Regions from separate parts of the Homo sapiens genome. Here region 1 is linked to region 2. A link is a loop called in an ENCODE intact Hi-C map of the cell type or tissue named here. Cell type or tissue: PC-9. All regions are shown on one strand. Each heading gives the region's core, and the rest is flanking DNA. Links, peaks and the distances in the headings are about the cores only. Region 1 overlaps CAPN1 (calpain 1). Region 2 has its middle 11 kb from the start of POLA2.

What was found. Hi-C counts contacts between places; a loop is a spot of excess contacts. Peaks named below come from ENCODE experiments on the same cell type or tissue, not always from the same donor. Only the 100,000 strongest peaks of a DNase experiment are listed, where the experiment ranks them.
Region 1: a loop joins it to region 2, with 10 times the contacts of the local background. A loop is called at or near these places in 30 of 110 quality-filtered maps.

Annotation. Positions count from the first base shown.
Region 1 is chr11:65,193,198-65,206,320 of GRCh38, reverse strand. It overlaps CAPN1 (calpain 1), which reads right to left. Exons shown (of 22, transcript NM_005186.4): 11 at 1,463-1,638; 12 at 600-611. Among named protein-coding and RNA genes, the nearest start is that of CAPN1, 18 kb to the right of the region's middle. RefSeq lists enhancers at 1,142-1,331, 1,373-2,360 and a silencer at 6,266-6,466. In PC-9, for the core only: CTCF peaks have their summits at 1,161 and 1,361 (motif pointing left); no DNase peak of the experiment used is centred there; H3K27ac peaks cover 1,151 bases.
Region 2 is chr11:65,243,397-65,259,131 of GRCh38, reverse strand. No RefSeq gene overlaps it. Among named protein-coding and RNA genes, the nearest start is that of POLA2, 11 kb to the left of the region's middle. RefSeq lists a silencer at 8,650-8,709 and an enhancer at 14,757-15,282. In PC-9, for the core only: CTCF peaks have their summits at 4,761 and 4,961 (motif pointing right); no DNase peak of the experiment used is centred there.

The sequences.
Region 1 (13,123 bases), core at 134-2,633, 49 kb after region 2:
CCCTAACAAGACATTTTGCCTCAGTTTCCTCATCTGTAAAATGTAACAACCCTACTCACTGCAGAGGGTAGAGGAGAGGAGCACCGGATTGCAGATTAGGCATGTGTTTCAATAACACTGTCATTATTATCACTGGGAGCTTTCCCCAGGTCAGGTACTGCAGGGTACTCGGCACCTCATTTGCTGTTCTGCTGTTACACCCATTTTACAGACACAAACACAGGCTCGGAGCTTAAGCAACTGCTCAAGGGTACAGAACTCTCAGCCTGTCTAATGCCCTGCTCCTGACATTGCTGGACCGCCCTAGTTGGCACTTACTTGGTGTAGATGGCAAGGCAGGAAAAGCCTCATGTGTACATGTCAGACAGGGGCTCTGAGGACCAGGGCTCAAATCCAGCTCCCTCACTGACTACCTGTGCTGACCCTCAGGAGAGCAATGTTTGCTCTGCCCACTGAACAGGTGGGGAGAAGCATTTTTCAAGCAGTGAAACAAGGTGACTTCTTAGCTCTCCAGGCCAGGGTGGGTTTGCCACTGGGTTGCTCCCCTCTGGCACCATCAGGGGTGTGTGACTGCAGGTGGGTCATGGTGCCACACCTACCTCCGGAGGGACCTGCAATAGAGAGACAGGGGAAGTCAGAGATGTGTGTTTGTCCCAGGGCGGGGTCACAGTGCATGCTGGGCAGAGGTCTTGAGTTCTTAGACGGGACTGATGGGATAAGGAGGCAGAAGGCAGGGCCCTGGGGACCCAGATCTGGTCCCTGCACCACAGCAGGGCCCCAGGAGGGAGGGCTCAGGCAGGGTCCTCTTGGTCCTGGGAATGCTTGCCCTAGGACTCCATTCTGAGTCAGAGGCTCCAGGCCAGCCCCCGGGGTGGCCAACTGCAATGTTCCAAAGCCCAGGGACAGGAAAGGGCCACCGCAGGCTGCTGCCAGGGGGTTTGGGTGTGGGCCAAGACTGCGACCAGGGAGGTCCAGAAGTTTCTCTCCCTGTCTTGAGGGCAGTGTGTGAAGCAGGGCAGATACAGGGCAAGAGCAAGGAGTTCTAATCCCAGAGCGACTGGCACAGCCTCACCTTGGCCGACAGGCCCTCCCTATCCCCTATCTTTCCCCTGCCAGCTTCTGCTCACAGCTTCCAAGACGGAGGGCTCAGTACTCCCAGGCATCAGCTGAGCCAGCTCCCTCCTCCAAGAGCAGCAGGCCGCCCTCTAAGCGTGAGGTGAATCCCAGAATCTCCCTTCCCTGAGCCAACCCCCTTCCTCTCTTTCGGCCAGAGGGCCTCAGCAGGTGCCTCCTGGAGGCTGAGATTTCCCAGCCCTCAGGATGGTGGGGGGAGTGGAGGGGAATTTGTGGGGAAGGGCATGGTCCCTGGCGCCCCCTGGTGGAAGCCCGCCTGCACTGCGGGTCGGGGGCGCCAGGTCCTCTGCCTGCTCAGTGAGATCCACCGGTGATCCACCCTCCTGACCTCGTAGACCGCGAAGCCAATAGTCTCCATGTCGCGGCCGAAGCGGCGCTCGCGGCGACGGTGCTTCTGCATAAGGGCGAGCACGAAGCTGCAGCCTGACTCGCGGTCCCCGTAGTCGTCCGGGTCATCCGTCTCATCCAGCCGGATCTTGAACTGAGGGTTCACCCAGAAGGTGGCTGCGGGCAGGTGAGGAGGCGGGGATCAGAGGCAGGGCGGGGCAGAGCCAATTGGCCCCCAAGCCTCCTCAGCACGTCCCTGTGCACGCATTCATTCATTCAACAAATATTATTGAGCACCTGGAACATGCAGGGTGATGGGCAGGCTGGGCCAGGCTCGGTCCATGCCCTCACGGCCTGCATTTGGAAACTAGAGGCTTAAGTCTGAGCAAGTCCGTTAGGTTAGCGAGCAGAGCAACTGCAAAAAAAAGCAAGCAGGAGTAGATCAGAGTAGGGGACCTATGCGCTGAGACCCGAAGGGGCTGCCCTGGGAAGCTGCTGAGAAGCAGAAGCCAGGCGGAGGGCACCCCAGAGCAGAGGTGAGGAAGGGCCCCACGCATCTGCGGACAGGGAGCACTTACGGAGGCTCTAGGAAACACGGAGACCCAGGGAGGCCGCAGAGCTCCCAGGAGCCGGCCAGGGACTAGGGCGTGTGGACTGAAGCAAAGGGTAAGAACCCTCCCACAGCTTGCAGCGAGGAGGCATGTGACTGCATTAGGACTCTAAAAGGTGGCTCGAGTGCTGCGTGGACAACAGCTTAGAAGAAGGCAAGAGAAAAAGCAGGGGTCCGACAGGAGGCCACAGCCAGCCAGCAAGGGAAGGCAGGGGCTTGCATTTCTGGCAGTTGGGTGATTTTGCTGCCTAAAGAACCTTCTTGACTAAAACAACCCAGTGCGGGATAGAACGGTAAACTGCAAAACTTATTTTTAAAGGCACTAATAAGCCACTGCATCCCCTGCCCTCCATTGACAATAATAATAATAATAATAAAGATAATAACAACTTGGGTGAGGATGTGGAGGGATGGGAACCTCACAGGATGCCGGTGGGAATGTAAAATGTTGCAGCTGCTCCGAAGAACATTCTGGCACTTTCTCAAAAGGTTAAACACAGAGCTTCATATGACCCAGAAATTCCACTCCAAGCTCTATACCCAAGAGAAATGAAAACGTGTCCATGCAAAGCCTTGTTCATAAGAGTGTGGCAGGGCGCGGTGGCTCACACCTGTAATCCCAGCGCTTTGGGAGGCCCAGGCAGACGGATCACTTGAGGTCAGGAGTTTTGAGACCAGCCTGGACAATATGGTGAAACTCCACCTCTACTAAAAATACAAAAATTAGCTGGGCATGGTGGCCCATGCCTGTAGTCCCAGCTACTTGGGAGGCTGAGGCAGGAGAATCGCTTAAACCTGGGAGGCGGAGGTTGCAGTGAGCTGAGATCGTGCCACAGCACTCCAGCCTGGGCGACAGAGTAAGATTCAGTTTCAAAAACAAACAACCCACAAAACTAGCTGGGCGTGGTGGCACATGCCTGTAATCCCAGCTACTCAGGAGGCTGAGGTAGGAGAATCGCTTGAACCCAGAGGCAGAGGTAGCAGTGAGCCGAGATCGTGCCACTGCACTCCAGCCTGGGCAAGAGAGCAAGATTCCATTTAAAAAAAAAAAGAGAGAATGTTAATGGCTGCATTATTTATAACAGCTGAGTGGATGAAACTACCCAATTATCCATCAACTGAAGAGTGAATATACAAAATATGGAGCCAAACAATGGGATATTATTTGGCAACAAAGAGGAACAACATTCTGATCCATGCTACAACATGGAGGAACCTTGCAAACATTATGCTAAATGAAAAAGGCCAGCCACAAAGGACCATGTATTATATGATCCTGTTCACATGAAATATCCCAGTAGGCAAATCCATAGAGATAAGAAGTAGATTTGTGGTTGCCAGGGCTGCTGGGAGGGCTGGGGAGTCATGGCTAAGGAGTACCTCATTTGTTTTTGGGATAATGAAATGTTCTAAAATTGATGTGGTGATGGTTGCACAACTCTGTGAATATACTTTAAATAGTATATTTAAATTGTATATTTAATAGTATATTTAAATCGTAATATATGGCCAGGTGCAGTGGCTCACACCTGTAATCCCAGCACTTTGGGAGGCTGAGGCAGCTGGATCACCTAAGGTCAGGAGTTTGAGACCAGCCTGGCCAACGTGGTGAAACCCCGTCTGTACTAAAAATGCAAAAATTAGGTGGCCATGGTGGCAGGTGCCTGTAATCCCAGCTACCTGGAAGGCTGAGGTAGGAGAATTGCGTGAACCCAGGAGACAGAGGTTGCAGTGAGCCGAGATCTGGCCACTGCACTCCAGCCTGGGTGACAGAGCGAGACTCCATCTCAATAAACAAACAAACAAACAAATAAATAAATAAATAAAATCGTAATATACTTCAGTACATTTAAATTGTATATTTAATAGTATATTTAAATTGCAACTTTAAATAGGTGACTTGTATGGTATGTGAATTAAGTATCAATAAAGATATTTTTAAAAAATAGAAAGTAGGAACCCTGCAAGGTAAATAATGCTAAAGGGCTTCTGTAGACCCCTGAACCCCAGGGTATAGAAGCAGATGATAAACATCTACCTGAGGTAGAGAATCCAACAGGAAGTTCCTGCAATTAAACTGGAACCCCCGTCAGGAATGTCAGCAATGAAGTATGAAAGAAAATTAGGCTGGGCGCAGTGGCTCACGCCTGTAATCCCAGCACTGTGGGAGGCCGAGGCGGGTGGATCATTTGAGGTCAGGAGTTTGAGACCAGCCTGGCCAACATGGTAAAACCCATTCTCTACTGAAAAAATACAGAAATTAGCCAGGCATGGTGGTGGGCACCTGTAGTCCCACTTACTCGGGAGGATGAGGCAGGAAAATCGCTTGAACCCGGGAGGTGGAGGTTGCAGTGAGCCAAGATCATGCCACTGCACTCCAGCCTGGGCAACAGACCAAGACCGTGTCTCAAAAAAAAAAAAACAAAAACAAAAGCCGGGCGCGGTGGCTCACGCCTGTAATCCCAGCACTTTGGGAGGCCGAGACGGGCGGATCACGAGGTCAGGAGATCGAGACCATCCTGGCTAACACGGTGAAACCCCGTCTCTACTAAAAATACAAAAAAATTAGCCGGGCGTGGTGGCAGGTGCCTGTAGTCCCAGCTACTCGGGAGGCTGAGGCAGGAGAATGGCATGAACCTGGGAGGCGGAGCTTGCAGTGAGCCGAGATCGCGCCACTGCACTCAAGCCTGGGCGACAGAGCGAGACTCCGTCTCAAAAACAAAAAAAAAGAAAGAAAGAAAATTAAACCTCCCTGGAGGGAAGGAAAAAATAACCTCAAGCCAGGCTTCACATGACCTTTCAGTTTTAATTCACACTGCCTGTGAAACCTTAAGAAGATAATTTAGTCTTAAAAGCGTCCTGCACCAGGCACAGTGGCTGATGGACTGTAATCCCAGTGTTTTGGGAGACCGAGGTGGGAGGACTGCTTGAGCCCAGGAGTTCAAGACCAGCCTGGGCAACATAGGGAGACCCCATCACTACAAAAAGTAAGAAAATGAGCCAGACGACCAGGCGTGGTGGCTCACACCTGTAATCTCAGCACTTTGGGAGGCCAAGATGGGCGGATCATGAGGTCAGGAGATCAAGACCATCCTGGCTAACATGGTGAAACCCCATCTCTACTAAAAACACAAAAAATTACCCGGGCGTGGTGGTGGGCACCTGTAGTCCCAGCTACTGGGGAGGCTGAGGCAGGAGAATGGCACGAACCCGGGAGAAGGAGCTTGCAGTGAGCTGAGATTGCGCCACTGCACTCCAGCCTGGGTGACAGAGCCAGACTCCGTCTCAAAAAAAAAAAAAAAAAAAAAAAAAAAAAAGCCAGGCATGGTGGCATGGATCTGTAGTCCCAGGTAAATCAGGAGGCTGAGGTGGGAGGATCACTTGAGCCCAGGAGTTCAACACCAGCCTAGCCAACCTAGCAAGACCCCATCTCTCCAAAAAATGTAAGAAGTTAGCTGGGCGTGTGGTGTGTGTCTCTATCATAGTCCCAGCTACTTGGGAGGATAGTTTGAGCCCAGAAGGCTGAGGCTGCAGTGAGCTATGATTGCACCACTGCACTCCAACCTGGGTGACAGAATGAGACACTGTCTCAAAAAAAGAACAAGGCGGCCGGGCACGGTGGCTCACACCTGTAATCCCAGCACTTTGGGAGACCAAGGTGGGTGGATCACGAGGTCAGGAGTTCAAGACCAGCCTGGCCAAGATGGTGAAACCCTGTCTCTACTAAAAATACAAAAAATTAGTCAGACATAGTGGCACACGCCTGTAATCCCAGCTACTCAGGAGGCTGAGGCAGAGAATTGCTTAAACCTGGGGAGCAGAGGTTGCAGTGAGCCGAGATCACACCATTGCACTCCAGCCTGGGCGACAGAGTGAGAGTCCATCTCCAAAAAAAAAGAACAAAGCTGGGTATGGTGACTCAGACTCACGCCTGTAATCCTAGCACTTTGGGAGGCTGAAGCAGACAGATCGCATGAGTCCTGGAGCTCAAAACTAGCCTGGGCGAGGTGGTAAAACCCCATCTCTACAAAAATTAGCTGGGCATGGTGGTGTGTGCCTGTAGTCCCAGCTACTGGGAAGGCTGAGGTGGAAGGATTCCTTGAGCCTGGGAGGTCGAGGCTGAAGTGAGCTGAGGTTATGCCATTGCACTCCAGCCGGAGCAAGACTGTGTCTCAAAAAATAAGTAAATAAATAAAAAAGAACGAAAAAGGTGTTCTGGATTGGTGGCATTCCAGGTGACTAGCAGAAACACCCCGGAGCAATTTAACTTTATCTGAGGACTCAAAGAACTCTCTCACGGGGCAGAGATCTCACAAGCAAACAAGGCGTGATAACTGAGCAGCAGCCACAGTGGACAAAAACTGACCACTAAGACTTCAGATATTGACCTTATCAGACACAGAATATAAGACTATGCTTACTATGTTTAAAGAAATAGATGAAAAGTTTGAAAATTTGAGCAAAAATGAACAGATTTGAAAAGATCCATTACATCTTCTAGAAACAAAATTTTTAAAATTGAAATTAAGTTCTTGGAAGAAATAACTAACAGATTTGACAGAGCAAAAAAGAAAATTAGTGAACTGAGAAAGGAGCTGAAGGAACAACCCAGAATGCAATCCAGAGACACTAAGAGATGGGAAATCTAAAAGCAAGGTTAAGAGAAAGAGAGGATTGAGTGAGAAGGTCCAGTTTAGATTTTATTAGAATATACAGAGAGTGGGAAGGAGGTGATATTCTCAAAGATCATGACTACAAATTTTCTAGAATTGTTGAAAGGTATCAATTCATAGCCAGGAAGTTCAATACATTCAAGGCAGAATGAAAAGAAATCCATACCTCCACACATCATGGTGAATCGTATAGTATGAAAGAAAAAAAAAATTAAGATTTTTTCCAGAAGGCAAGGTAGACAGACTCCTGGCTCACATAGCAATGATGGAAGCAGAACAGGACTAATAGTGTCTTTGAGAGGCTGAAAATAATGTCAAGCCAGAATTCTATATCCAGAGAACTGTCAAGAATAAGCACACTATAAAGGCATTTTAGACAAACACTGAGAAAGTTTATAACCAACAGACCCTTGCTAAAAAATAAAAATACAAATACAAAAAGGGCCAGGTGTGGTACTTCATGCCTGTAATCTCAGCACTTTGGGAGGCTGAGGAGGGTGGATCACTTGAGGCCAGGTGTTCGAGACTAGCCTGGTCAACATGGTGAAACCCCATCTCTACTAAAAATACAAAAATTAGCTGGATGTGGTGGTGCACACCTAGAATCCCAGCTACTTGGGAGGCTGAGGAAGAAGAATCGCTTGAACTTGGGAGGCAGAGGTTGCGGTGAGTGGAGATCGCGCCACTGCACTCCAGCCTGGGCGACAGAGCGCGACTCCGTCAACTGCCCCCCAACCCTCCCAAAAAAAATTATCTGGGCATGGTGGCATGTGCCTGTAGTCCTAGCTACTTGAGACACTGAGGTGGGAGGCTCACCTGAGACCAGGAGATCAAGCCTGCTCAAAAAGAAAACAAAACAAAGGAAATACAAAAGGATATGTTTCGGGTGGATGGAAAATGATCTCAGATGAAAGGTCTGAGAATGCTGAACAAAAATACTTTTATTTGTGGGTAATCCAAATAACATGGGCTATCTCAAATCATGATGATGTTTAAATTATGGCAGGAAAAAAAAACTTTAGAATTAAAATACTAGCCCACCATAGCATAATATACAAAGGAAAGGGGTGATTCAAGCTGAATTTCTAAGGTTTATGCATTGTTCACGAGGAGGGTAAAGTCATTGATTAGGGCTGGGCACAGTGGCTCACGCCTGTAATCCTAGCACTTTGGGAGGCCGAGGCAGGTGGATGGCTTGAGCTAGGAGTTTGAGACCAGCCTGGGTAACAGAGCAAAACCCCATCTCTACCAAAAAAGTGCAAAAATTAGCCAGGCATGGTGGTGTGCACCTGTAGTACCACTCAGCTACTCGGGAAGCTCAGGTGGGAGGATGGCTTGAGCCCAGGAGGCAGAGGTTGCAGTGAGCTGAGATCACGCCACCACACTCCAGCCTGGGTGACAGAGCCAGACCCTGTCTCAGAGAAAAAAAAAAAAGACACTGATTAACTAACTTTAGTATGTATTAAGCAAACTCTTATGTCTTTCAAACTCACAGAGAAAAAAATTAGTAGAGAGAAAAGCAGGAACTCAACACAAAAGGCAGCATGACAGGAAGACAAGCAGAAAATAAGTAAACACAGTAAGTCAGCTGAAATAAATACAGCATTAATCACTGTGAGTGTAAATGAACTAAACTCTCTAGTCAAAGGACAAAATATTCCTTTGTCTTTTTTTTTTTTTTTTTTTTTCAGATAGAGTTTTGCTCTTTTCACCCAGGCTGGAGTGCAATGGCACAATCTTGGCTCACTGCAACCTCCACCTCCCAGGTTCAAGTGATTCTCCTGCCTCAGTCTCCCTAGTAGCTGGCATTACAGGCACCTACCCACCTTGCCCGGCTAATTTTTGTATTTTTGGTAGAGATGGGGTTCCACCATGTTGGCCAGGCTGGTCTCGAACTCCTGACCTCAGGTGATCCGTCCACCTGGGCCTCCCAAAGTTCTGGGATTACAGGCGTGAGCCACTGTGCCCAGCGTGGACAAAATTTTTCAAACTGGATTACTAAAAAGCTGGCTAGTGCTGTTTACAAGAAAACAAAACATTGGGCTATAGAAAGATTGGACATCAAACAGTATAAAAAGATATATTTTAAAAATTCAACAAAAAAAAACCCTGAATTAGCTATAGAAACATTGGCTGAAATAGACTTGAAAGTAAAAATAATTATTAGAGATGAAGGTGGTCACTAGATTTTAAAAAATGTTTAATTCACTAGGCGCTTATAAGAATTCTAAATGTGATGTACCAAATATCATAGCTCAAAATATATAATGAAAAATAATTGATAGAAATACAGAGAGAAATTGGCAAAGCCATTAGGATGTTATAAGATTTTTATCATCTTTCTTTCTTTCTTTCAGTAATTGATAGATTAAGCAGACAAAACAATAAGTTTGATATAATGGACAATTATAGAACAATCCCCCTAGTACTCAGAGAATAGCGTACTGGCTGAGAGAACAGACTTCAGGATCCCTCTGCCTGGGTTCAAATCCCAGTTTTGCCACTTCATAGATCAGTGACTTCATCAAGTTGCTTAAATCTTTCTGTGCCTCAGTTTCTTTATTATCCCTAAGATAAGGATAATAATAGTTCCTGCCTCATAGGCTCAGTGTGAGTTAAGCTAATTATCATATTTAAAATACTTAGGAGTGCTTCACCTACAGTCACAATTTGTTAGCCAGTCTTTTCAAGAACGAAGGAACCTTTATGAAAATTCATCATACACTGAGCCATAGCACCAGCTTCTGTTCACTTCAAAGCTATGATCTTATGTAGGTCACATTTTTTTACTATGAGAAAATTAAGTTAGAAATTTTTTTATGTTTTAAAAAACATTCTTCTAAAATAACTAGTTTATCGGAAAGAGATGATAATGGTAATGAGAAATTACATAGCATGGCCATGAAAAATGTACATATATTAAAAGAGAGAGCTATCAAATCAATAACCTAACCTTCCACCTTAAGAAACTAGAAAAGGCAGTTAAATAGAAGGAATAAGTTCTAGTATTTGACAGTAAGGCAGGGGAAATTATAGTTAACAGTAGTTTACTGTATATTTCAAAATAGCTAGAAGAATTGTAATGTCTCCAACACAAAGAAAAGATAAATGTTTGAGGCGATGGATCCCAATTACCCTGATTTGATCATTACACATTGTATACGTTATCAAAATATCACATGTACCCCAAAAATATGTCCCACTATGATATATGAAATAAAAAATGGATTTATTAAATTAAAAAAAGAAACTAGAAAATGAACTTTCACTGGTTCTTGGGATTTAAGAAAAAAGAAAATGGGCAAATTGAACCCAAAGCAAGCAGAAGAAAAGAAATAATGAAGATTAAAGTCCAAATACATGAAATAGAGAATAAACAATAAAGAAAAATCAATAAAACCAATAGTTCTTTGAAAAGCTCAACAAAATTGACAATTCTTTACCTGGCCTAAACAGGAGAAAAGACAGAGGACTCAAATTACTAAAATCAGGAATTAAAGAGGGACATCACTACCAGCCTAACAAAAATAAAAAGATTACAAGGAAACACTATAGACAATTATATGATAATAAATTAGATAATATAGACAAAAAGAACAAATTCCTAGAAAGAAACAAAGCACCAAAACTGACCTAGGAAAAATAGAAAATCTAAATAGACCTATAATAATAAAAAGACTGAATCAACAACAACAAAAAACTTCTCACCAAAGAAATGTCCAGGACCAGATGGCTTCGAAATTCCACCAAACATTTAAAGACAAATTAACACCAATCCTCAAACTCTTCTAAATAACTGAAGATGAGGGGACACTTCCTAACTCATCCCAGGAGGCCAGCATTACCTTAAAGCCAGATAAAGACACCACAAGGAAAGAAGATTACAGACCAATATCACTTATGAATATAGATGCAAAAATCCACCCCCTCCCAAAAAAAGCGATGAACCCAACCCAACAGCATATTAAAAGGAATATACACCATGATGAAGTGGGATTTATCCCAGGAATGCAAGGGTAGTTCAACAAAGGAAAGTTGATCAATGTAATATACCACATTAATAGAATGAAGGGGAAAAAAACCTCAAAATGATCATCTCAATTGATGCACAAAAAGCACATCAGTTCATGATTTTAAAAATTCAGAAAATTGGCCGGGCGCGGTGGCTAACACCTGTAATCTCAGCACTTTGGGAGGCTGACGTGGGCAGATCACGAGGTCAGGAGTTTGAGACCAGCCTGACCAACACGGCTGGTCTGAAGGGTGAAACCCTGTCTCTACTAAAACTACAAAAATTAGCTGGGTGTGGCAGTGTGCACCTGTAGTCCCAGCTAGGGACTAAGGGAGGCTGAGGCAGGAGAATCACTTGAACCTGGGAGGCAGAGGTTGCAGTGAGCTGAGATGGCGCCACTGCACTTCAGCCTAGGTGATAGAGCAAGATCCAGACTCAAAAAAAAAAAAAAAAAAAAAAAAAAACCCCAAAAAACTTCAGTGATACCACTTCACACCCACTAGGATGGCTATAATCAAAAAGAAGAGCAATAACTAGTGTTGAAGAGGATGTGGAGAAATCAGAACCCTCACATGTTGTTGGTGGGGATATAAAATGGTGCTGCTGCTTTGGAAAACAATTGGCAGTTCCTCAAAAAATTAAACATGGAATTACCCTATGGCCCAACAATTTCACTCCTAGTTATAGGCCCCAGAGAACTGAAAACATATGTTGAAACGCATGCACATGAATGTTCACAGGAACATTCTCCACATAGCCAAAAACTGGAAATAACACAAATGTCCATCAACTGATGAATGAATCAGCAAAATGTGGTATATCCATATCATGGAAGATTAATCTGCCATAAAAAAGAGATGAAGTACTTCTACACCATAAATGAAGCTTGAAAACATTATGCTAAGGCAAAAAAGTCCAGAATAGGTAAATTTATAGAGACAAAAAGTAGATTCATGGTTGCTAGGGAGAAAGGGATAGAAAGTGATGGCCAATAATTACGGGATTTTCGGGGTGGGGGCGGTGAAGAAATGCTCTGGATAACGGCAATGCTTACACAACGCTGTGGGTACACTAAAAACCACTAAATTTCACACATTAAAAGTGCAAATTTTCTGGTGTGTGAATTATACTCATTCACGATTTTCAAAAACACTATGTATCAAAATTGTGTAACTTAATTAACGATGTACTTAAAAGGAAATTTATCACTTTAGTTGCTTAAATTTTAAAAATCTAAATTAACGAAATAAGCATCTAATTTAAGAAGTCATAAAATAAAGTCAAAAAGTCAATCCAGGCCGAGCGTGGTGGCTCACGCCTATAATCCTAGCACTTTGGGAGCCCACAGCAGGGCGGATCAGTTGAGGTCAGGAATTCAAGACCAGCCTGGCCAACATGGTCAAACCTGGTATCTACTAAAAATACAAAAAAAAAAATTAGTTGGGCATGGTGGCGCATGCCTGTAATTCCAGTTACTTGGGAGGCTGAGGCAAGAGAATCGCTTAAACCCAGGAGGTGGAGGTTGCAGTGAGCCAAGATCGCACCACTCCAGCCGAGGTGACAGAGTGAGACTATCTCAAAAAAAAAAAAAAAAAAAAAAAATCAATCCAAAGAAAGTAGAAGGAATGAGATAATAAACAGTAAAGATTAATGATATATGAAAAAAATACTACCAGGCACTGTGGCACACACGTATAATCCCAGCCACTTGGGAGGCTGAAGTGAGAGGATCACCTGAGCCAGGAATTTAGGCTGCAGTGACCTAGGATCACAGAGGACTAGGATTGTGCCACTGCACTCCAGCCTGGGCAATAGAGCAAGACCCCATCTCTAAATAAATAAGTAAAAATAATAAAAGAAAAAGAAATACTATACAAAGGACCAACAAAGTCAAAAGTCTTTTTTTTTTTTTTTTTTTTTGAGACAGAGTCTCGCTCTATTGCCCGGGCTGGAGTGCAGTGGCGCGACCTCGGCTCACTGCAAGCTCTGTCTCCCAGGTTCACACCATTCTCCTGCCTCAGCCTCCCAAGCAGCTGGGACCACAGGCACCTGCCACTACGCCCGGCTAATTTTTTGTATTTTTAGTAGAGACGGGGTTTCACTGTGTTGGCCAGGATGGTCTCGATCTCCTGAGTGCAGCTGGCCAAAAGTCATTTATTTGTAAAGATTTATATTGACAAACTTCTTGCAGGATTAATAAAGACAAAAGAGACAATGCAAATGAGCAATCCCATGCATAAAAAGGGGACATTATTATACACGAGACATAAGAGTATATTAAGAGGGGGCTGGGTGCAGTGGCTCACGCCTGTAATCCCAGCACTTTGGGAGGCCGAGGCAGGAGGATCACAAGGTCAGATGATCGAG
Region 2 (15,735 bases), core at 3,722-6,221:
ATTCCAGGTAGCAGAAAGTAGGAAGAAGAAAGGGCAAATAAAATTTTAAAAACATAAAGCAAGAAAAGAGAGTGAAAAGAGAAATGAAATGAAAAGGGAAAAAAGAAACAAAAAAATGACTTTTGCAAACCGTTGTCTATACATTTTTGAAGAGGAGTCTTTCTAGAAGTCCTTCCCAACCACTTTTGCTTATACTTTAGCCACATAGCCATACCTTTAAAGGAGGCTGGGAAAGCCTCCTTATAGGTTTAAAAGTTATATTGTAATATTATTGAGGAAACACATTGCTACCCCATCAATATACAAATTTTGTTACTAAGAAAGGAGTTAATACTAGGTAAGCACTTAGTAGTGTTTGCCCCAGGTAGCTTTACAGTAACTTCCCAAAACTGTTGAAGCATTTTACTATTTTTTTTGGGGGGGGACAGGATCTTACTTTGTTGCCCAGGCTGGAATGCAGTGGTGTGATCAAGCTCCCTGCAGCCTCAATCTCCTGGGTTCAAGCCATCCCCCCACCTCAGTCTCCTAAGTAGCGGGGACTACAGGCACGCACCACCACACCTGGCTGTTTTTTTGTTTTTGTTTTTGTTTTTGTTTTTGTTTTTGAGACAGTGTCTCATTCTGTTGCCCAGGCTGGAGTGCAGTGGAGCGATCTCGGCTCACTGCAACCTCCGCCTCCCAGATTGAAGCGATTCTCATGCCTCAGCCTCCCGAGTAGCTGGGAATGCAAGCGCCCATCACCACACCCAGCTAGTTTTGTATTTTTAGTAGGGATGGGGTTTCACCATGTTGGCCAGGCTGGTCTCAAGCTCCTGACCTCAGGTGATCCACCAGTCTCGGCCTCCCAGAGTGCTGGGATTACACCACCACGCACACCTGGCTAATATTTTTGTTTTTTAATAGAGACAAGGTCTTGCTGTGTTGCCCAGGCTTGTCTGGAACTCCTGGGCTCAAGCAATCCTCTTGCCTTGGCCTCCCAAAGTGCTGGGATTACAGGTGTGAGTCACTGTGCCTGGCCTAGTTTTTAGGAAACCATTTTAAACTTTTAAAGTCATTTTATACAGTATATCCTATCCCCCTCCATTCTGATAGGAAGGACTTAAATATTTTTATATATTTAGGAGAAATGAATACTTTAAGCATTCCAAACAGGATCCTGGTATATCTCTTCATTTTTTTAGGCTTTTTGTCTTTGTCTATCAATCCAATTTTATAGTTTTTCCCATATAGACCCTGTTTTTGTTCAATTTATTGACACAATATCTTCTGTTGCTTTTATGAATGTAATGTTTCTCCCGTATTGTTTTTTGTTTTGTCATTGCCAGTTAAAGGAAAGTTACTGGCTTTTGGATTGTAAATTTTTTTTTTTTTTTTAGACAAGATCTCACTCTGTTGACCAGGCTGGAGTGCAGTGGTGTGATTACAGTCACTCAAGCCTTCCACCTCAGCCTCCCAGGTAGCTGGAACTATAGGTGTACGCCACTATGCCCGGCTAACTTTTGAATTTTCTGTAGATTCAGGGTTTCACCATGTTGCCCAGATGGATCTGGAACTGCTAGCCGCAAACAATCCACTCGCCTCAGCCTCCCAAAGTGCTGGGATTACAGGTGTGAGCCACAACTCCCAGCCTTGGACATATTTCTTGCAACCAGTCACTTTGACCAAATTCTCTTAATAATATTAATGTTTTAGGAGAGTCTCAGATTTCCTAGATTATAATAACATTTTCTAATAAAAAATATTTTTCCCTTCTTCTCAAATATTGATACTAATCATTTTATTTTCCTGTCTTGGTGCATTGAACCAAACCTTGGAATCATTGTTGAATCACAGTAGGCATCCTTGCCTTCTTCCTGTTGCTGATGGCACTGGCTTCAGCATGGCCTCCTTCGGTGTGATGGGTGTTATTGGGTTGTGTTAAGAATGCATAATCTGCACTTTGGGAGGTTGAGGCGAGTGGATCACGAGGTCAGCAGTTCAAGACCAGCCTGGCCAACATGGTGAAACCCCGTTTCTGCTAAAAAATACAAAAAATTAGCCGGGCGTGGTGGCAGGCGCCTGTAATCCCAGCTACTTGAGAGGCTGAGGCAGGAGAATCGCTTGAAACTGGGAGGCGGAGGTTGCAGTGAGCTGAGATTGCACCATTGGACTCCAGCCTGGGCAGCAAGAGCGAAAACTCCATCTCAAAAAAAAAAAAAGAATGGCTCACACCTGTAATCCTAGCACTTTGGGAGGCCAAGGTGGGCAGATCACCTGAGGTCAGGAGTTCAAGAGCAGCTTGGCCGACATGGCGAAACCCTGTCTCTACTAAAAATACAAAAATTAGCAGGGTATGGTGGCAGGCGCCTGTAGTCTCAGCTACTTGGGAGGCTGAGGCAGGAGAATTGCTTGAGCCCAGGAGGCGGAGGTTGCAGTGAGCTGAGATCATACCACTGCACTCTAGCCTGGGCAACAGAGTGAAACTCTGTCTCAAAAAAAAAAACAAAAACAAAAAAAAAGGAATGCATAGCATAGTCAGGGTGTTGTTTTTTTATCTAGTTCTATTTTACTTAGAGAGTTTATTAGGAATGACTGCTGAATTGTACCCAACCCCGCAAGGGAATGATTTTCTCCTTTAACTAATGGGTGTAAGAAAATGTGTCAGGCCAGGCGCGGTGGTTCATGCCTGTAATCCCAGCACTTTGGGAGGCCGAGGTGGGTAAATCACGAGGTCAGGAGTTTGAGACAAGTCTTGTCAACATGGTGAAATCTCGTCTCTACTAAAAATACAAAAATTAGCCGGGCACAGTGGCAGTCGCCTGTAATCCCAGCTACTCAGGAGGCTGAGGCTGGGGAGAATCGCTTGAACCTGGGAGGTGGAGGTTGCAGTGAGCCAAGATTGCACCATTGCACTCTGGCCTGGGTGACACAGCAAGACTCCATCTCAAAAAAAAAAAAAAAAAAAAAAAGAAAGAAAGAAAAGAAAAGGAAAGAAAGAAAGAAAATGTGTCACTTTAATCATAATAAACATTTACTTTCTTTTAAAAGATAATGTATTAAAAAGTTTTGTGCATCAAAGATTACTATCAAGAAAGTGAGAAGACAATCCACAGAATGGGAGAAAATATTTGCAAATCATATATTTGAGAAGTGTCTAGTATCCAGAACATATAAAGAATTCTTACAACTCGCCCGGGTGCGGTGGCTCACGCCTGTAATCCCAGCACTTTGGGAGGCCGAGGCGGGCGGATCACGAAGTTAGGAGATCGAGACCATCCTGGCTAACACGGTGAAACCCTGTCTCTACTAAAAATACAAAAAATTAGCCGGGTGTGGTGGCGGGTGCCTGTAGTCCCAGCTACTCGGGAGGCTGAGGCAGGAGAATGGCGTGAACCCAGGAGGCGGAGCTTGCAGTGAGGCAAGATGGCGCCACTGCACTCCAGCCTCGGTGACAGAGCAAGACTCCGTCTCAAAAAAACAAAAACAAAAACAAGAATTCTTACAACTCAACAATAAAAGACAGGTGATTCACTGTCTTTTATTGTCAACAATAAAAGAGAGGTGATTCGCTGGAGGTCACGAAGCTGTAAGTAACAGAAAGTAACTGTGGACCAGTTGGTTCCTTTACATTGCATCTGGGTAGGTTTACAGAAACTGTTGTGGGGAGCACACAGGCAACAATGGAGTGAAATTTACAACCAGCTCCTGTAGCTGATTTCCTGGACTCCGATTGCAAATGGGGACCTCATGGATCTCACATTAGTGTGAAATGATAGAAGAGGTTAATGCCAGGGTCCAGTTTTACACTGTTGTTAGCACACACAGAGTGGATGGTCACATGTATTGTAGCCCACCTGGAGTGAGCACAGAGTGGAAATCAGATGGAACATGATTTTAACTCTGATAATTTATATGTTTGGAAACTGCAAAAGGATGAAGGGTGGCTTTGAGAGAATTGAGTCAGATAGCAGAAGTATGTATAGTATGTGACATATATAAGATTTTATAGAATATATAACATATATAGATAATAATATATATTATGCATATAGTTACACACACACACCAAGGATGCCAAAGAGGAATTTTAGGTTTGGTTTTGTTTTGTTTCAGGCAGAGTCTTGTTCTGTTGCCCAAGCTGGAGTGCAGTGGCTTGATCATGACTCACTGCAGCCTTGACCTCCCTGGGCTTACGTGATCGTCCCACCATAGCCTCCCAAGTAGCTGGGACTTCAGGTACACACCGCCATGACCCGGTTAATTTTTGGTTTTGGTTTGTTTGTTTGTTTCGTAGAGATGGGGTTTTACAGTGTTTTGTTGTTGTTGTTGTTGTTGTAGAGACGGGGTTTCATCATGTTGCCCAGGCTGGTCTTGAGCTCCTGGGCTCAAGTGATCCACCTGCCTCAGCCCCTCAAAGTGCTGGGATTACAGGCGTGAGCCACCATGCCCAGCCTATTTTATACTTTTATTTCATTTATTTTACACTGTTATTTATGTGGTTTGTTTTTTGTTAGTTAGTCTGTTTGTTTGTTTGGGACAGAGTTTCACTCTTATTGCCCAGGCTGGAGTACAGTGGCGCAATCTTGGCTCACTGCAACCTCCGCCTCTGAGGTTCAAGCAATTCTCCTGCCTCAACCTCACAAGTAGCTGGGATTACAGGCATGCACCACCACGCCTGGCTAATTTTGTATTTTTAGTAGAAACGGGGTTTCACCATGTTGGCCAGGCTGGTTTCGAACCTCTGATCTCTGGTGATTCACCTGCCTCGGCCTCCTAAAGTGCTGGGATTACAGGCGTGAGCCACCACGCCTAGTCATCTGTGTTTTAATTGTGGTAAAAACACATAACATAACATGTATGATCTTAACCGTTTGTAAGTGTACAGTTCAGTAGTGTGAGTACATGTTTTATTTATTTTTGATGCTCTCCAGAAGTCGGGAATTTGGGAATTTTGGGAGGCACCGCCCTACACTGTAGGTATATTGCCACCAGGTGGTGGCAGTGTAGCATGGTCCTCAGGGTCTGGTCTGAGTTTCTCCAGGACTGTCTTTTACACTATTTATTTATTTCATGTGTATAACTTTATGGGGTGTGAGTGTAATTTTGTTACATGCATAGATTGTGTAGTGGTGAAGTCAGGACTTTTAGGGTATCTGTCACCTAAATAACACACATTGTATCCATTCAGTAATCTCTGATCACCTACCCCCATTCACCCCCACTCACCCTTCTGAGTCTCAGTTCTCTACCATTCCACACTCTACGTCCATGTGTACATATTATTTAGCTCCCTCTTAGAATTGAGAATGTGCAGTATTTGTCTTTCTGTGTCTGATTTGTTTTACTTAATGTCCTCCAGTTCCATCCATGAATGTCCTCCAGTTCCATCCATGTATGTCCTCCAGTTCCATCCATGTGACTGCAAAATACATGATTTCATTCTTTTTTATGACCCAATAGTATTCCATGGTGTATATGTACCACATTTTCTTTATCCAATCATCTGTTGATGGACACTTAGGTTGATTCCATGTCTTTGCTCTTGTGAATAGTGCTGTGGTAAATGTACTGGTGCAGGTACCTTTTCGATGTAATGATTGCTTTGGGTAGACACTCAATAGTGAGATTGCTGGAGCACATGTTAGTTCTATTTTTAGTTCTTTGAGAAACCCTTGTATTGTCTTCCATAGAAGTTGTACTAATTTACAATCCCCCAATAGTGTATAAGAGTTCCCTTTTTGGCCTGGCATGATGGCTTACACCTGTAATCCCTGCACTTTGGGAATCTGAGGCTGGTGGATCACTTGAGGTCAGGAGTTCAAGACCAGCCTGGCCAACATGGTGAAACCCCATCTCTACTAAAAATACAAAAATTAGCCGGCATGGTGGCAGGCGCCTGTAATCCCAGCTACTCAGGAGGCTGAGGCAGGAGAATCACTTGAACCCAGGAGGCAGAGATTGCAGTGAGCCAAGGTCGCGCCACTGCACTCCAGCCTGGGCAACAGAGGGAGACTCTGTCTCAAAAAAAAAAAAAAAGAGTTTCCTTTTCTCCACATCCTTGCCAACATCAATATTGTTGTTATTCAAATTTTCTTCCTCCCAAAATCCCTCCGTGCTGTTATCTGAAACTGAGGCTTTCTGCATAGTGGGAGGCAAGATTTAAAAAAACAAAGCTTGGGCCAGGCACGGTGGCTCACGCCTGTAATCCTAGCACTTTGGGAGGCCGAGGCGGGCAGATCGCCTGAGGTCAGGAGTTCAAGACCAGCCTGGCCAACATGACGAAAACCCATGTCTACTAAAAATACAAAAATTAGCTGGGCATGGTGGCGGGTGCCTGTAATCACAGGTACTCAGGAGGCTGAGGCAGGAGAATCGCTTGAACCCAAGAGGTGGAGGTTACAGTGAGCCGAGATTGCACCACTGCACTCCAGCCTGGGTGACAGAGCAAGACTCTGTCTAAAAAAAAAAAAAAGAATACATTCTTTTTTTTTTTGAGGCGGAGTCTCACCCTGTCACCCAGCCACCGTGCCCAGCCTAAGGAATACATTCTATATGGTTTTGTTTATATGAAATTCAAACATAGGCAAAACAAAATATAAAAGTTATCCAGCTGTACTTAAATTTACATTTAATGGAAAAGGTTATATCTCTTTTTTTTTTTTTTTTTTTTGAGACAGAGTTTCACTCTTGTTGCCCAGGCTGGAGTGCAGTGGCGCAATCTCAGCTCACCACAACCTCTGCCTCCCAGGTTCAAGTGATTCTCCTGCCTTAGCCTCCCTAGTAGCTGGGATTACAGGCATGCGCCACCATGCCCGGCTAATTTTGTATTTTTAGTAGAGACGGGGTTTCTCCATGTTGGCCAGGCTGGTCTCGAACTCCCGACCTCAGGTGATCTGCCCACCTTGGCCTTCCAAAGTGCTGGGATTACAGGCATGAGCCACCGCGCCCGGCCGGTTATATCTTGATTAAAAGAAAGTTTAAAAGGTGATTTGAAGGTTCAGCACTCCGCTGTAGCTTTGCCCCTGCTCAGTGATGCTGGAGGAGGCCACGGTGCTCTGGTCATATATCCAGACAGGCCTCACTGCCCAGGCCCAAAGAGGAGGAGCTGCTGTGGTTTAAGATCTGCCACTGGGGCTCAGAGACCCTCAAGCATTGCTCAAGCTTTGGGTCCTTGCTCAGCAGAATGAAGACCCCCAGCAGGTCCCTATCCCTGACACGGCTCGGACAGGAGATCTATTGGTCCAGTTATCACCTGTCCGGCAGTGATGTTCTGGGGTATGGCTGTGAAGTTCTGCAGGAAGTTGTGGCAGGTGAGCAGGCACGCAGGGAATAGCGTGAGTGCAGTCTGGATGATCTGGAAGTTTCCTGTGCCGCCGCTGTGGAGCAACTCCAAGAACCCGATCCTACTGTCTCACTGCTACTGATCACTGAGGCTTCTCCACACACGCCCTTGTGGTCAAAGAAATGTACTCCCTGGCCTCATTCTTCTAGAGGATTGTTGGGAAAGAGCTTCTGGGTATTTGTCCAGCACACTGGTAACTTACATCTTGTTGGCTCTCCATCAGGAAACAAGGTGTCCTCAATATATAAATATTCCAGCCGGGCGCGGTGGCTCACACCTGTCATCCCAGCACTTTGGGAAGCTGAGGCAGGTGGATCATCTGAGGTCAGGGGTTCAAGACCAGCCTAGCCAACATGTTGAAATCCCATCTCCCCTAAAAATACAAAAATTAGCTGGGTGTGGTGGCAGGTGCCTGTAATCCCAGCTACTCAGGAGTTGGAGGCAGGAGAATTGCTTGAACCTGAGAGGCGGAGGTTGCAGTGAGCCGAGATCATGTCATTGCACTCCAGCCTGGGTGACAAGAGCAAAACTCTGTCTCTCTCTCTCTCTCTCTATATATATATATATGTGTGTGTGTATATGTATATCTATATATCTATATATATACACACACATATATATAGATAGATTCCTATGTAGATTCCTATATAGAATCCTTCTATATAGATTCCTATATAGAAGGAATATATATGTATATATTCCTTCAGGGATTAAACCTTTCATGTGACCCATTTAAATGGAAGCCTTCCAGATATAATCCCTGTGTCTTAATTTCAAAGCCAGTCACCAATATTTATTGAGGTTCCATAAATCAGTTGTCTCTCCCAAGCTCAGGGGCATTATTAGACCTGTGTGACAGCCAAAAATTCTATCCCAAATTCTCTGATTCAACCTTAGTTAAGATGAGAGGTGGAGCAATAGGCCACTGTCAAGCTCACATCCAACGAGGCCAGGCAGAGGCCAAGTCCTGACTGATTTGACCTGTAAAGGCACGATGAACCACTTTTAGATTTAGGGTTTATTCTCTACATAGACAGTGAAAAGGAGGACAAGCCTAAGGTGCCAGCCCCTGCGGTCCTTGTCCTCTACGCCAAAAAGGAAGACCCTGAAAGAGAAGGGGCTTGTGACTGCAAGGGGAGTTGGGCGATGCCCCGTAGCTGAGGAGCCTGTTCCAGATGCAGCTGAGTAATTTTATCTTCTGCAGCTGTATTCAGAGGAGGGCAGGGTGCAGAGCCTCAGATCTCACAGAACCTGGAGGTGATGCAGAACCGTCTCATGACAGCCTCCAGGGGGAGACGGGGAGGCCAATGGGAGGTGGCCTGGTAGTAACTCCTATAGGCCTTTGACCCTCTGGATGATCGCAAGAGGCATCATCTGATGCCAAGACTCAGATGAGCTGCAGCTGAAGCCTTTGCCACCTGGCCTAAGTATTTTGGTCTCTGGCCAGTCTTCTCTTTCTTTCTTTTCTTTCTTTCTTTCTTTCTTTCTTTCTTTCTTTCTTTCTTTCTTTCTTTCTTTCTTTCTCTCTCTCTCTCTCTCTTTCTTTCTTTTTTTGGGATGGAGTCTCACTTTGTTGTTCAGGGTGGAGTGCAGTGGCACCATCTCGGCTCACTGCAACCTCCACCTCCCAGGTTCAAGTGATTTTCCTGCCTCAGCCTCCCGAGTAGCTGGGATTACAGGCATGCACCACCACATCCGGCTAATTTTTGTATTTTTAGTAGAGATGGGGTTTCACCATGTTGTCCAGGCTGATCTCGAACTCCTGACCTCAGGTGATTCACCTGCCTTGGCCTCCCAAAGTGCTAGGATTACAGGCGTGAGCCCCCACACCTGGCTGGTCTCTGGCCTTTCATGTATCCAGCTAAGGACTCTCAGAGGTATAGCTGCCACATCAGATACTGTAGTTGTTTGCACTCTGCCTCCTGGGCTCAAGTGATCCTCCTGCTTCAGCTTCTCAAGTAGCTGGGACTACAGACACATGCCACCACCATATATATATATATAATTTTTTTTTTTGGAGATAGGGTCTTTCTCTGTTGCCTAGGCTGGAGTGCAGTGGCATGATCTCAGCTCATTGCAACCTCTGCCTCCCAGCTTCAAGCAATTCTTGTGCCTCAGCCTCCCAAGTAGCTGGGATTACAGGTGTGCGCCACCATGCCCAGCTAATTTTTGTTTTTTTAGTAGAGATGGGATTTCACCACATTGGTCAGGCTGGTCTCGAACTGCTGACCTCAAGTGATCTGCCTGCCTTGGCCTCCCAAAGTGCTGGGATTACAAGCGTGAGCCACTGCACCCAGCAATACCATAATTAAACAATTATTTAAAATTTTTTGTATTTTTTTGTAGAAACATGGTTTCACCATATTGCTCAGGCTGGTCTCGAACCCCTGAACTCAAGTGATCCACCCGCCTCTGCCTCCCAAAGCACTGGGATTACAAGTGTGAGCCACTGCCTGGCCTCAAAATCATTTTTTTCTTTTTGAATTAGAGACAGGGTTTCACCATGTTGCCCAGGCTGGCCTCGAACTCCTGAGCTCAAGCTATCTGCTGGCCTCAGCCTCCCAAAGTGCTGAGATTACAGGTGTCAGCCACCATGCCCGGCCCCAAAACATTTTATTTATTTTATTTTATTTTATTTTTTTATTTTATTTTATTTTATTTTATTTTATTTTATTTTATTATTTTATTTTATTTTATTTTATTTTATTTTATTTTATATTTTATTTTATTTTTTGAGATGGAGTCTTGCTCTGTCACCCAGGCTGGAGTGCAGTGGCACAATCTCTGCTCACTGCAGCCTCCGCCCCCCCAGGTTCCAGCAATTCTCCTGCCTCAGCCTCCCGGGTAGCTGGGATTACAGGTGCACGCCACCATGCCTGGCTAATTTTTGTATTTTTAGTAGAGATGGGGTTTCGCCATGTTGGCCAGGCTGGTCTCGAACTCTTGACCTCAGGTGATCTGCCCGGTTCAGCCTCCCAAAGTGCTGGGATTACAGGCGTGAACCACTGCGCCCAACCAACTATTTTATTTTCTTTAGAGAACATGAGATGAATGTGGCCGTTAACTGTGACTGCCAGCAGGCTGACCAGGCCTACACAGCCAGGGTCCGAGCCAGAGCCAAGCCACCAAAATATGCCATTAAGCAAATTGTGAGGCAAGAGGTGCTGGCCACCACACATACCCCACCTCGGCTGACTCCAAGGAAGTCCAGGGCAACGTGATTGTCCATGGCCACTTGTGTTGGTGCATTCCGAACAAACAGTCTGTGAAAAACACACAAAACCATCCAAAAATAACAGGATGAAACAAAAGGAATCAAACCAGCTCAGAAAGTGAATCTTGTACCATTGTGTTAAGTGCAGGCTGTTCCTTCCTGGCGGAGCCAGTAGCTGTTGGGAAGTTTCTTTTATTTATTTATTTATTTATTCATTTATTTATTTATTTATTTAAGACAGAGTCTTGCTCTGTCACCCAGGCTGGAGTGCAGTGGCACAATCTCGGCTCACTGCAACCTCCGCCTCCCGGATTTAAGCGATTCTCCTGCCTAAGCCTCCTGAGTAGCTGGAACTACAGGTGTGTGCCACCATGTCCAGCTAATTTTTGTATTTTTAGTAGAGATGGGGGTTTCACCATGTTGGCTAGGTTGGTCTTGAACTCCTAACCTCAGGTGATCTGCCTGCCTTGGCCTCCCAAAGTGCTGGGATTACAGATGTGAGCCACTGAGCCCAGCTCATTTATTTTTTTGAGATGTAGTCTCGCTCTGTCAGCCAGGCTGGATCACAGCTCACTGCAGCCTTGGCCTTCCTGGGCTCAGGTGATCCTCCCACCTCAGCCTCTCAAGTAGCTGGGACTACAGGTATGTGTCACCATACATGGCTAGTTTTTGTATTTTTAGTAGAGACGGGGTTTCACCTTGTTGCCCGGGCTAGTCTTGAACTCCTGGGCTCAAGCAATCTGCCTGCCTCCGTCTCCCAAAGTGCTGTGATTAGAGGCGTGAGCCACGTCCGGCATGTTGGGAAACTTCTGATTAAGATTCTTCATTGGTCAGTGCTCAAGTTGAGGTGGCAGTGGCAGTCTGGGTTGAACTGGCTGAACATCCTATGGACAGGAGCTGAAAGAGCTCAGTGGTCCCTGTCTCCACCTGACCTCCCAGTTTCCTTCCCTCCAGCTGTGGATCCCGTTCTCCCTCCACAGCCCCAGGGTCCCCATGACAAGTTCCTGCAGCGATGGCTTCACCCTTTTTCTAATCTCCGCCAGGTCTTCCCCATACCATTTGCCCAGACTTGTGCCTAGGAGGCCAGGCAGTTTCTCCTTATACACCTTGTTTCGTTTCTTTTCTTTTTTCTTTTCTTTTCCTTTCTTTTCTTTTTTCTGAGACTGAGTCTCGCTCTTTTCTTTTCTTTTTTCTGAGACTGAGTCTCGCTCTATCGCCCAGGCTGGAGTGCAGTGGCACGATCTCAGTTCACTGCAACCTCTGCCTCCCAGCTATAAGTGGTTCTCAGGCGTCAGCCTCCTGAGTAGCTGGGATTACAGGTGCCTACCACCATGCCCAGCTAATTTTTGTATTTTTAGTAGAGACGGGGTTTCACCATGTTGGCCAGGCTGGTCTTGAGCTCCTGACCTCAGGTGATCTGCCCACCTCGGCTTCCCAAAGTGCTGGGATGACAGGTGTGAGCCACCACGCCCGGCTTCACCTTGTACTATTCTAAAACATCTGCTGCCTGACTGTGGGCCATGCCAGGTCCACATTGGGAGCTGTCACCTCATGTTCATGATCATTATCATTGGTCTCCATAATTGCCCAAATCCAGCAACCAGAGTGGCTGCAAAAGAAGCATGAGGTTAGAACTCCCCGTCCTCAGCACTCACTCTCTTCTTTGCTACTTGAAAGTCCAGTAGCCTGTTTTCCCAGAGTAGGCATGGAAAGAAAGCAGAAGAGGGAGAAGGGTGAGTTATGTGGTTTGGTCTCATCCAGCCAGTCTCGGCCTCCTTGCTCCTCCCCAACCTCGTAATCAAACAATTATTTAAGTTGGTGGGGGGCATTCCTCCGGGGAGACACCTGCATTTAGAGCTAAACTTTAAAGGCAAAAGTCCATCTTTTGAACATACCTGCTGCCTGGCTGCACAGGTCTGACCAGTGTGGTCATGGGTGGGTGACGATGTAACAAGGTGCATTCTGGCTGCTGTTTTCTGGGGCAACACCACAGCCCAGATTAAGCAGAGTTCTCTTTTCCACACACAGTTGTCAGCAACTTCCTTGAGGGCTGCACAGCAGCAATGGCCCAGGACACCTTCGGTCTTTCATTTAGCTGATCTGCCTGTGAACCAGGCCCAGGCAATCACTGGTATCCTGAATCCTCCGGGCACCTTGACCTTGAGCCGTCTCCTTGCAGCCACATAGCCACATGGCCTAATAATACTTGGAAATGTATAGAGATTTCAGTAAGAAGGTTGTCATTCATATATACAGATACATATATATATATATATATATATATATATATATGTGTATATATATATATATATATTTTTTTTTTTTTTTTTTTGAGACAAAGTCTCACTCTGTCACCCAGCCTGGAACCATCGTAGCTCACTGCAGCCTCAACCTCCCTGGGCTCAGGTGATCCTCCCACCTAGGGCTCCCAAGTAGCAGGGACTACAGGCACACACTACCATGCCCAGCTAAATTTTTTTTAGCAGAGATGGAGTCTTCTGATGTTGCCTAGGCTGGTCTCTAACTCCTGGTCTCAAGAGATCCTCCCACCTTGGCCTCCCAAAGTGCTGGGATTACAGGCGTGAGCCACTGTGCCTAAACTTGTTATCACAGATTTTGAAAATAAAATGTACTGACTATTCAGTGTTTCCAGATGGAAAAGAAAAGAAGTCTGGAGGTGATTTGCCAGTTACCATAAAGATTATTATAAAAGGTGCCAGGCATGTGGAATCCTATTTAAACAGCCCAGTCTATATGTCATCATTGGGCACTCATTTTTATTTAATAGTTCCTGGCCAGTGTTTTTGGCTAAGGACAATGGTAGTCAAAGGCTTTATGGTTTGATTCCGTGGCCTGAAACCTGTAACCTCAAGATCATTTATACTTGTCATAGGAAACTTCATGGTCAGAATATTTCTTCAAGAAAATCTAGTTTGTGGCCAGGCGTGGTGGCTCACGCCTGTAATCCCGGCACTTTGGGAGGCCAAGGCGGGTGGATCACTTGAGGTCCGGAGTTCGAGACCAGCCTGACCAACGTAGAGAAACCCCATCTCTACTAAAAATAAAAAATTAGCTGGACGTGGTGGCACATGCGTGTAATCCCAGCTACTCAGGAGGCTGAGGCAGGAGAATTGCTTGAATCCGGGAGGCAGAGGTTGCGATGAGCCGAGATCACGCCATTGCACTCCAGCCTGGGCAACAAGAGCGAAATCCAGTCTCAAAAAAAAAAAAAAGAAAGAAAGAAAGAAAAAGAAAAAGAAAGAAAATCTAGTTTGTTCACTTAAAAGTATGTATTGTCTGTGTGCAGGGAAATCAAATTAGCTTACTAACTCCATGGTAAGTAACTCATTAACTATGAGGTCACAGTCTTGTTATAATTAACCTTATCTGCTGGATTGGAGTGGGCTCTAGCACTGGTTTTTTTGTTTTTTGTTTTTTGAGACGGGGTCTCACTCTGTCGCCAGGCTGCTGGAGTGCAGTAGAGCAATCTCAGCTCACTGCAACCTCCGCCTCCTGGGTTCAAGTGATTATCCTGCCTCAGCCTCCCGAGTAGCTGGGTCTACAGGTGTGTGCCACCATGCCCAGCTAATTTTTGTATTTTTGGTAGAGACAGGTTTTCACCATGTTGGCCAGGATGGTCTCAATTTTTTGACCTCGTTATCTGCCTGCCTTAGCCTCCCAAAGCGCTGGGATTACAGGTGTGAGCCACCACGCCCGGCCTGGTATTTTTTTTTAAAAAGCTCACAGGTGATTCCAAGATTGAGAACCATTATTCTAAATTTTCTTCAAAAATAAAAATAAAGGCTGGGTGTGGTGGCTCATGCCTGTAATCCCAGCACTTTGGGAGGCCAAGGCAAAAGGATTACTTGAGTCCAGGAGTTTGAGACCAGCCTGGACAAAAGAGCAAGACCCTGTCTCTACAAAAACTTTAAAAATTAGCCAGGCATGGTGGCAGACACCTGTAGTCCTAGCTACTTGGGAGACTGAGGCGGGATAATTGCTTGAGCCAGGTAAGTCGAGGCTGCAGTGAGCCAAGATCATACCACTGCAACTCTACCCTGGGTGACGTAGTGAGACCCTGTCTCAAAAATAAATAAATAAAATAATAGTCATTCACGGCCAGGTGCTGTGGCTCAAGCCTGTAATCTCAACACTTTGGGAGGCCGAGGCAGGTGGATCACCTGAGGTCAGGAGCTCCAGACCAGTCTGACCAACATGGTGAAACCCCGTCTCTACTAAAAATACAAAAATTAGCTGGGCTTGGTGGTGGACGTCTGTAATCCTAGCTACTCAGGAGGCTGAGACAGGAGAATCGCTTCAACCCAGCAGGCAGAGGTTGCAGTGAGCTGAGATCACGCCATTGACCTCCAGCCTGGGCGACAGAGTGAGACTTCATTTCAAAAAAAAAAAAAAAAGTCATTCACTCTGGCAACATGAACTGAGCACCTGCCATGTGCAGGCCAGGTCAAGAAAAGATGATTTAACTTTGCCTTTGAGGAGCCACTGGAGAGATCAGCATGTAAATGGACCCATCACAACACAATGGGAAAGTGCAATAAGGAGATTGCAATAGAGGGCATGGGGCAGCAGGCTGGGGTGGGGGGGATGGGGGTGGTGCGGGGGAGTGGAGCAGCACGCAGAGGTAGGCAGGTGTGGTCAGTGAAAGCTGCCTGGAAGAGGTAACCCCCAAGGTGAATCTCAAAGCATGGCCAGGCACAGCAGCCCTCTGCCTATTGAAATCACTGATTTGCTGAGGGCTGTGGGTGGAGAACAACTCGAATGGAAAAGCTCATGTAGCGGATCACACAGGTGTTCCCTGACATGTTCAAAAAGAGGTTAAATCCCTGGGGAGGAGCTGAGGATTCAGTGCATCAATAACAGGGCCTTGGGACAAGTCCTTGGGGGAGTCACATTCCACCTCTGCTCCAAGCTGTTGGAAGACTAATCTTGGCAAAACGGCAAGCTGCCATGCTTCCTGCCCAGACTGTGATAGTCTTGTTTCTTCCCTATATTGTGCCTTTCTTTGGGCTGTAGGGGACTGAGAATTGATCTTGTTGGATTATCTGGTAACTCCAGGAAGAAGGGATCAGACAAGAAAATTTGGCCAAGACAACCCAATGGGCCAAGATTCGAATCCCTTATAAATCTAATCTGAATTCCAGTGAAGGTTAAGGTCAGGGATACATGGCCAACACCTGGG